Regions from separate parts of the Homo sapiens genome. Here region 2 is linked to region 1. The links are chromatin contacts, found by Hi-C or POLR2A ChIA-PET in ENCODE. All regions are on one chromosome and are shown on one strand. The core of a region is the stretch at or near the end of the contact, and the rest is flanking DNA. Distances in the headings are between cores, read along the strand shown.

Region 1 (2,700 bases), core at 159-2,658:
CCACTTTTACCCCTAAAACTATTGAAATTTTTTAAAAATATAATAGGGCCAAGTGCAGTAATTCCAGCACTTTGAGAGGCTGAGGTAGGAGGAATGCTTGAAACCAGGAGTTTAAGACCAGCCTAGGCAATAAAGTGAGATTCCATCTTAACAAAAAATAAAAAATAAAATAAAGTAAATTAGTTGGGCACGTTGGTGCATGACTGCAGCTCCAGCTACTCAGGAGACTGAGGCAGGAGGATTGAGCCCTGGAGTGCAAGACTGCAGTGAGCCATGATCACACCACTGCACTGCAGCCTGGATGACAGAGACCCTGTCTCTAAAAAAAGGTAATTAAAATAAATAAATAAACACACACCTATAATCCTATCACCCACTGGTCACCTTCATCACCACCTTGATATGGAGTCTTCCAGGATTCCTCCGTGTGTGTGTGTGTGTGTCATATAACATCAGATTATTGAGATAGTGGGACTCAAAAGGGTGAGCCAGGAATGAGTTTTTCTCTCCCTACACTGTTTTCAATGCCGCTCAACCAGATATCTTTTCCTTATCCCCAAAGCAAAACATCAGCATATCCCATAGCTTTTTTGGTCATTTTTAAATTTTAACTGGTAGTTCATTTTTAGGAATTAAAAATTCAAGTCCAGGCCAGGCGTGGTGGCTCACTCCTATAATCCTAGCACTTGGGGAGGCCGAGGCGGACAGATCACTTGAGGCCAGGAGTTCGAGACCAGCCTGGCCAACACGGTGACGCCCTGTCTCTACTAAAAATACAAAAAAAAAAAAAAATAGCTGGGCATGGTGGCAGGCACCTGTAATCCCGGCTACTCAGGAGACTGTGGTGGGAGGATCGCTTGAACCCGGGAGGCAGAGGCTGTAGTGAGCCAAGATGGCGCCACGGGACTCCAGCCTGGGTGACAGAGCGAGGCTCTGTCTCAAAAAAAAAAAAAAAAAAAAAAAAATTCAAGTCCAGTCTAAATAAAAACTCCTAATTCTCATTCACTTCACAGCTTTTCCCATTCCCCTAGTTCAAGCCTGGCCCAGGGACAGGACCTGCGGGGGAAGGAAGAAGGTGTAGGCCCCCCAGCCCCACCCCGCCTCACCCTATTCTACTTCCTCCCCAGCTTCTACCCGGACAGGATCAATGAGGGGAAATGGGAGAAAGTGCTTTGTGCTTGTGTGTTTGTTTACTTGGCTGTTGCTGTTTGTTGTCTCTACTAGCAAATGCCCTCTGTTATGGCAGGATATGTCTTCCAAATGCTGCCTATTCCTCTCCTGGAACATCTGTGGAGCTTGTGGAGCTTCCACGTGATCCTTCTGCTGGGGACCTCCCAGGAAGAACATGACCTCAGCTCAGATGCCATGGCAGATGCTGAAGACAGAGCAGCTGGAGGCTGTTGGCCAACTGCATTCTTCAACGCTGAGCAGCAAGTTCTTTCTTGAAAGGAGACCCAAATGCACTCCGCGGCTGCCGTGATCACCTATCTCTAGGGATCCAAAAATACGATATATTTTCGGAGGAGCATTGTTAGCCTGTTAGTTCTACCGCTTTTCCCCTCTGCTCCCTCAGTGAGGAGGGAAAAGGGTGCTTCAGTGCCAGCTCAAGCCAAGCAGAAGTGAAACCGGAAAAGTTCCCTTGTCTCCCTCGCAGGACGTGCGATGAGGGTGTGGCTCTCTTCTTCAGTGTCCCGCTGCTCAAACCTCTAGACGGGCAGGCTGTGGGGCTCCCGCCCCATGGCAGCGTCTAGGGGTGGATATTTACAGCTCCTGAAGCCCCAATGAGTGTGTGCTATTGTGTGCTCTTTCAGTTTCGCTGTCTATAGGCAGCTTGTGTTAACCAGCTCAGTTAGACCCTCTACCTTATCACAAGGACAGAGGGCTTTCTGTATCCCAGGTTCTTGCCTTGGTGTACAGGAAGAATCGGATCACAGGTGGGCTTGGAGAATGAGTGCAAGGTTTTATTCAGTGAAAGTATCTCCCAGCAGAGGGGGGAGCCAGAAAGGAGATGGTTTTCCCCTGGAGTCAGCGGCCCAGGCTTCCCTCCGACTGCTCCAGCCACACTCTGCCTCGTTCCGCTGGTCGATGGTGTGCAGGTGTGCTCCTCTCGACGTCCTTTCAATGTCCAGCCGCTCCTGTCTTCTTCCACCGATGTGTGTCTGCCTGCTAGGGTTTGGGGAAGGTGGGGGAGTTTAATAGGTAGATGGGGGCGTGGCAGGCCAGGATGATCTTGGGAAACGCAACCGTTGGGCGAGAAGGCAGGAGTGCCTGTCTTCACCTAGGTCCGTGGGTACAGGCCCCAGGGGGGTGGAGTCCTAGCCAGGAACCATGCCCTGCCCTTCCCAGCACTTCCTTGCCCCCGTCCCCTAAGGGGACTTAGGAGAGATGCTGGTAGAGAGTAGAAGTCCTCCTCTCCCTGGACAGACTTGTGCCTGGTGCTACTGCAGGATTCTTTTACAACCATCGCTTCCCAACACACCTCTTGCACTCATAACTTGATCTTGAGATCTGCTCCCCAGAGGGTCCAACCTGTCAGAGTAATGGAGAAGAATCTCAGAACTGGTTTCCCCAAAGTGTGGTTAATGAAGCAGTTTTAGCTAATCTCTTTTTAGAGTGTGTGAACACTTTTAACATTTTCCCCTCAGCTTTGAAACACGAACACTTAATATTCTGTTACACACCTATATTTATCCTATTACA
Region 2 (2,700 bases), core at 110-2,609, 77 kb before region 1:
CCAATCTTGAACTTTCCAGCCACCCAGAATAGTGAGCCACATAAAGATTTTTTTTTTTTAAATAGAGACAAGGTCTTGCCCCGTTACCCGGGTTGGAGTGCAGTGGCTCAATCATAACTCACTGCAGCCTTGAACTCCACCCACCTCAGCCTCTCAAGTGGCCGGGACTACAAGCACACTTTACAACACACAGCTAATTTTTTAAAATTTTAGTAGAGATGGGGTAGATGGGGTCTCACTATCTTGCCTAGGCTGGTCTTGAACTCCTGGCCTCAAACAATCCTGCTGTTTTGGCCTCCTAAAGGATTAGGGTTACAGGATAAGCCTCCATGCCTGGCCACTTTTTAAAATAAAATAAATTACTCAACCTCAGATGTTCCTTTTAGCAACACAAAATGGACTAAGATAGTGACCTTATTAAAAAAAAAAAAAAGAGAGAGAGAGAGAAAGAAAGAAACAAAAAAAAGCCCAAGGAGCTTCTCGTCCTCTCCTTCCACTGTGTAAGGCGGTAGCGATAAGGCACTGTCTATAAACTGGAAAGCAGGACCTCATTAGACACCGAATCTGCCAGAAACTTGATCTTGGATTTCCAGCCTCTAGAACTGTGAGAAGTAAAGTTTTGTTGTTCAAAAGCCCCCAGTTATGGTGTTTTGTTATAGCAGCCTGAGCTGACTACGAGGAAGACAGATGAGGAAAGCATAGGGTAGGGATAATTGTAAAAACCCAGTTGCACAGATTATCTCTTTGCAACCAGGGAGAATCTCAGTATGAATAATCCTATTTTAGTCTAAATGGAGAGGAGGGAGGAGTTCACTTGTATGTCTCAGCTTCATCTGTTCTTTCACTGTGCCCTTTCCCACAGGAGATAGAAAAATGGTTAATGGTGGCTCACGTCTGTAATCCCAGCACTTTGGGAGGCTGAGGTGGGCGGATCACTTGAGGTCAGGAGTTCAAGACCAGCCTGGCCAACATGGCAAAACCTCGTCTCTACTAAAAATACAAAAATTAGCCAGGCGTGGCAGTGTGTGTCTGTAATCCCAGCTACTTGGAGTTGAGGCACAAGAATTACTTGAACCTGGGAGGCAGAGGCTGCAGTGAGCCAGTGAGCAGAGATCAAGCCACTGCACTCCAGCCTGGGTAACAGAGCCAGACCCTGTCTCAAAAAAAAAAAGAAATTTCTCTGTCTGCCAGGAGGTGGAGGAAACCACAGCCTCCTTTCTTCCCAGGTGGTCATACGTATGAATTCACTCACACACACACACTGCTGCTGCCCAAAAACCTCAGCATCACAACCATTCAGCTTCTTTTGACTCAGTGACGTAGGCAGAATCCCAAAATAACCCCCCCGTGACCCACACTTCTGCAGAATCCCCTTCCGTGGAGTGCAGGCAGAACCTGGTTGCAATTTCACTCCTTTCACTAAGTTATGTTATACGGTAAACATGAAGGGACTTTGCAGATGTAATTAAGATCTCTAATCAGTTGACTTAAAGCTCACTTGGGCCTGGCCTAATCAGATAGGCCTTTAAAAAAGGGTCTAAAGTTCACTTAAAAAAAATATGCTAATCATGTTCTCCTATTGGCCTTAAAGACATAAATGGCCATGTTGTAGAGAAACCTGTGCCAGAGAAAAGGCTTCTAGAGACTGAAGACTGTAGGCTTTAGTCTTCCAACTGGAAAGAACTGAATTCTGCCAACAACCAGTGAGCTTGGAAGAGAATCCTGAGCTTCAGCTGAGATCACAGCTTTGGTTGCCCTCTGATTACAGCCTAGTAAGACCTCTGACCCAGAAAAACTGTCAGATAATAAATTTATATTGTTTTGAGTCCCTACATTTGCAAGAATTTGCTATGCAGGAATTGAAAACTAGTGTAATAAAATAATAATAATGGCTTTTATTGAGCACTTATATTGTGCTAAACCTTTTCAATTGCTTTACCTCATTATTCCTCACAACCCCATGAGTTTGGCACTATTATTATCCCAATGTAACACATGCAAAATTGAGGCTTAGGGAGAAGTCACAGAACTGATGGTGGGATACAGCAGGCACTCTGAAGACAGGGAGTTTGAGCATTACACAATGCTGTCTTCAATTAGAAGCTGTCCCTCATCAGAAGCTGTGCACCTGAGACTCCTCTTCATAATTATGAAGGCTGCTCTCCCCTCCCCTTAATGCCTTAGACATGCACTCTGGCCCCAGGCCCCAAGTAGTGCCTCTGATGGGCCATTGCATCATTTCCTCTCCCCACCTTCTGGAAGCCCCACAGTCAGCTTGGACAGCATGACCTCTGAAAGCTAAGATGTCCCCAGGGTCCACTGGGCATATTATAACCTAGCTCACACGTCGGGTGTCTGATTTACTTTAGTTTTCCCAGGATCATCCCAGTTGTAAAACTGAAAGCCCAAAGAGAGTTTGGTGAATGGGTACAAATACACAGTTCAATAGGAGTAAGTTCCAATGTCTGACAGCCGGGTTGGGTGACTGTAGCTAACAAAATGGACTGTCTATTTCAAAATAGCTGGAACTGAGAACTTGAAATGTTCTCAACACATAGAAATGATAATCAAGGTGATGAAGACCCTAAATGCCCTGACTTCATCATTACACAATCCACACACATAATAAAGTATCACATGCACCCCACAAATACCTACAAATATGTGTATCAATAAAAATAATTTTTAAAAAACCGAAAG

Evidence for each region. A loop is a pair of places that touch in the nucleus more often than their neighbours do. ChIA-PET counts read pairs that join two places held with the same protein, here RNA polymerase II (POLR2A). Pooled maps may share reads with other maps.
Region 2: a loop to region 1 is called in a pooled map, with 1.8 times the contacts of the local background. The contact joins two enhancer-like sites. A Hi-C loop is called at or near these places in 1 of 168 maps with a recorded cell type or tissue (CD4-positive, alpha-beta T cell) and 1 of 50 pooled maps. POLR2A ChIA-PET finds 5 or more read pairs at or near these places in 4 of 52 experiments (A549, OCI-LY7, activated CD4-positive, alpha-beta T cell and 1 more).

Annotation. Positions count from the first base shown.
Region 1 is chr13:30,689,404-30,692,103 of GRCh38, reverse strand. No RefSeq gene overlaps it. Among named protein-coding and RNA genes, the nearest start is that of TRN-GTT2-4, 17 kb to the right of the region's middle. RefSeq lists an enhancer at 1,608-1,697. Within about 2 kb of position 1,408, at least 25 of the 41 ENCODE cell types and tissues checked have a DNase peak (open chromatin) inside an H3K27ac peak, as active enhancers do.
Region 2 is chr13:30,765,975-30,768,674 of GRCh38, reverse strand. No RefSeq gene overlaps it. Among named protein-coding and RNA genes, the nearest start is that of ALOX5AP, 32 kb to the right of the region's middle. Within about 2 kb of position 1,359, at least 2 of the 41 ENCODE cell types and tissues checked have a DNase peak (open chromatin) inside an H3K27ac peak, as active enhancers do.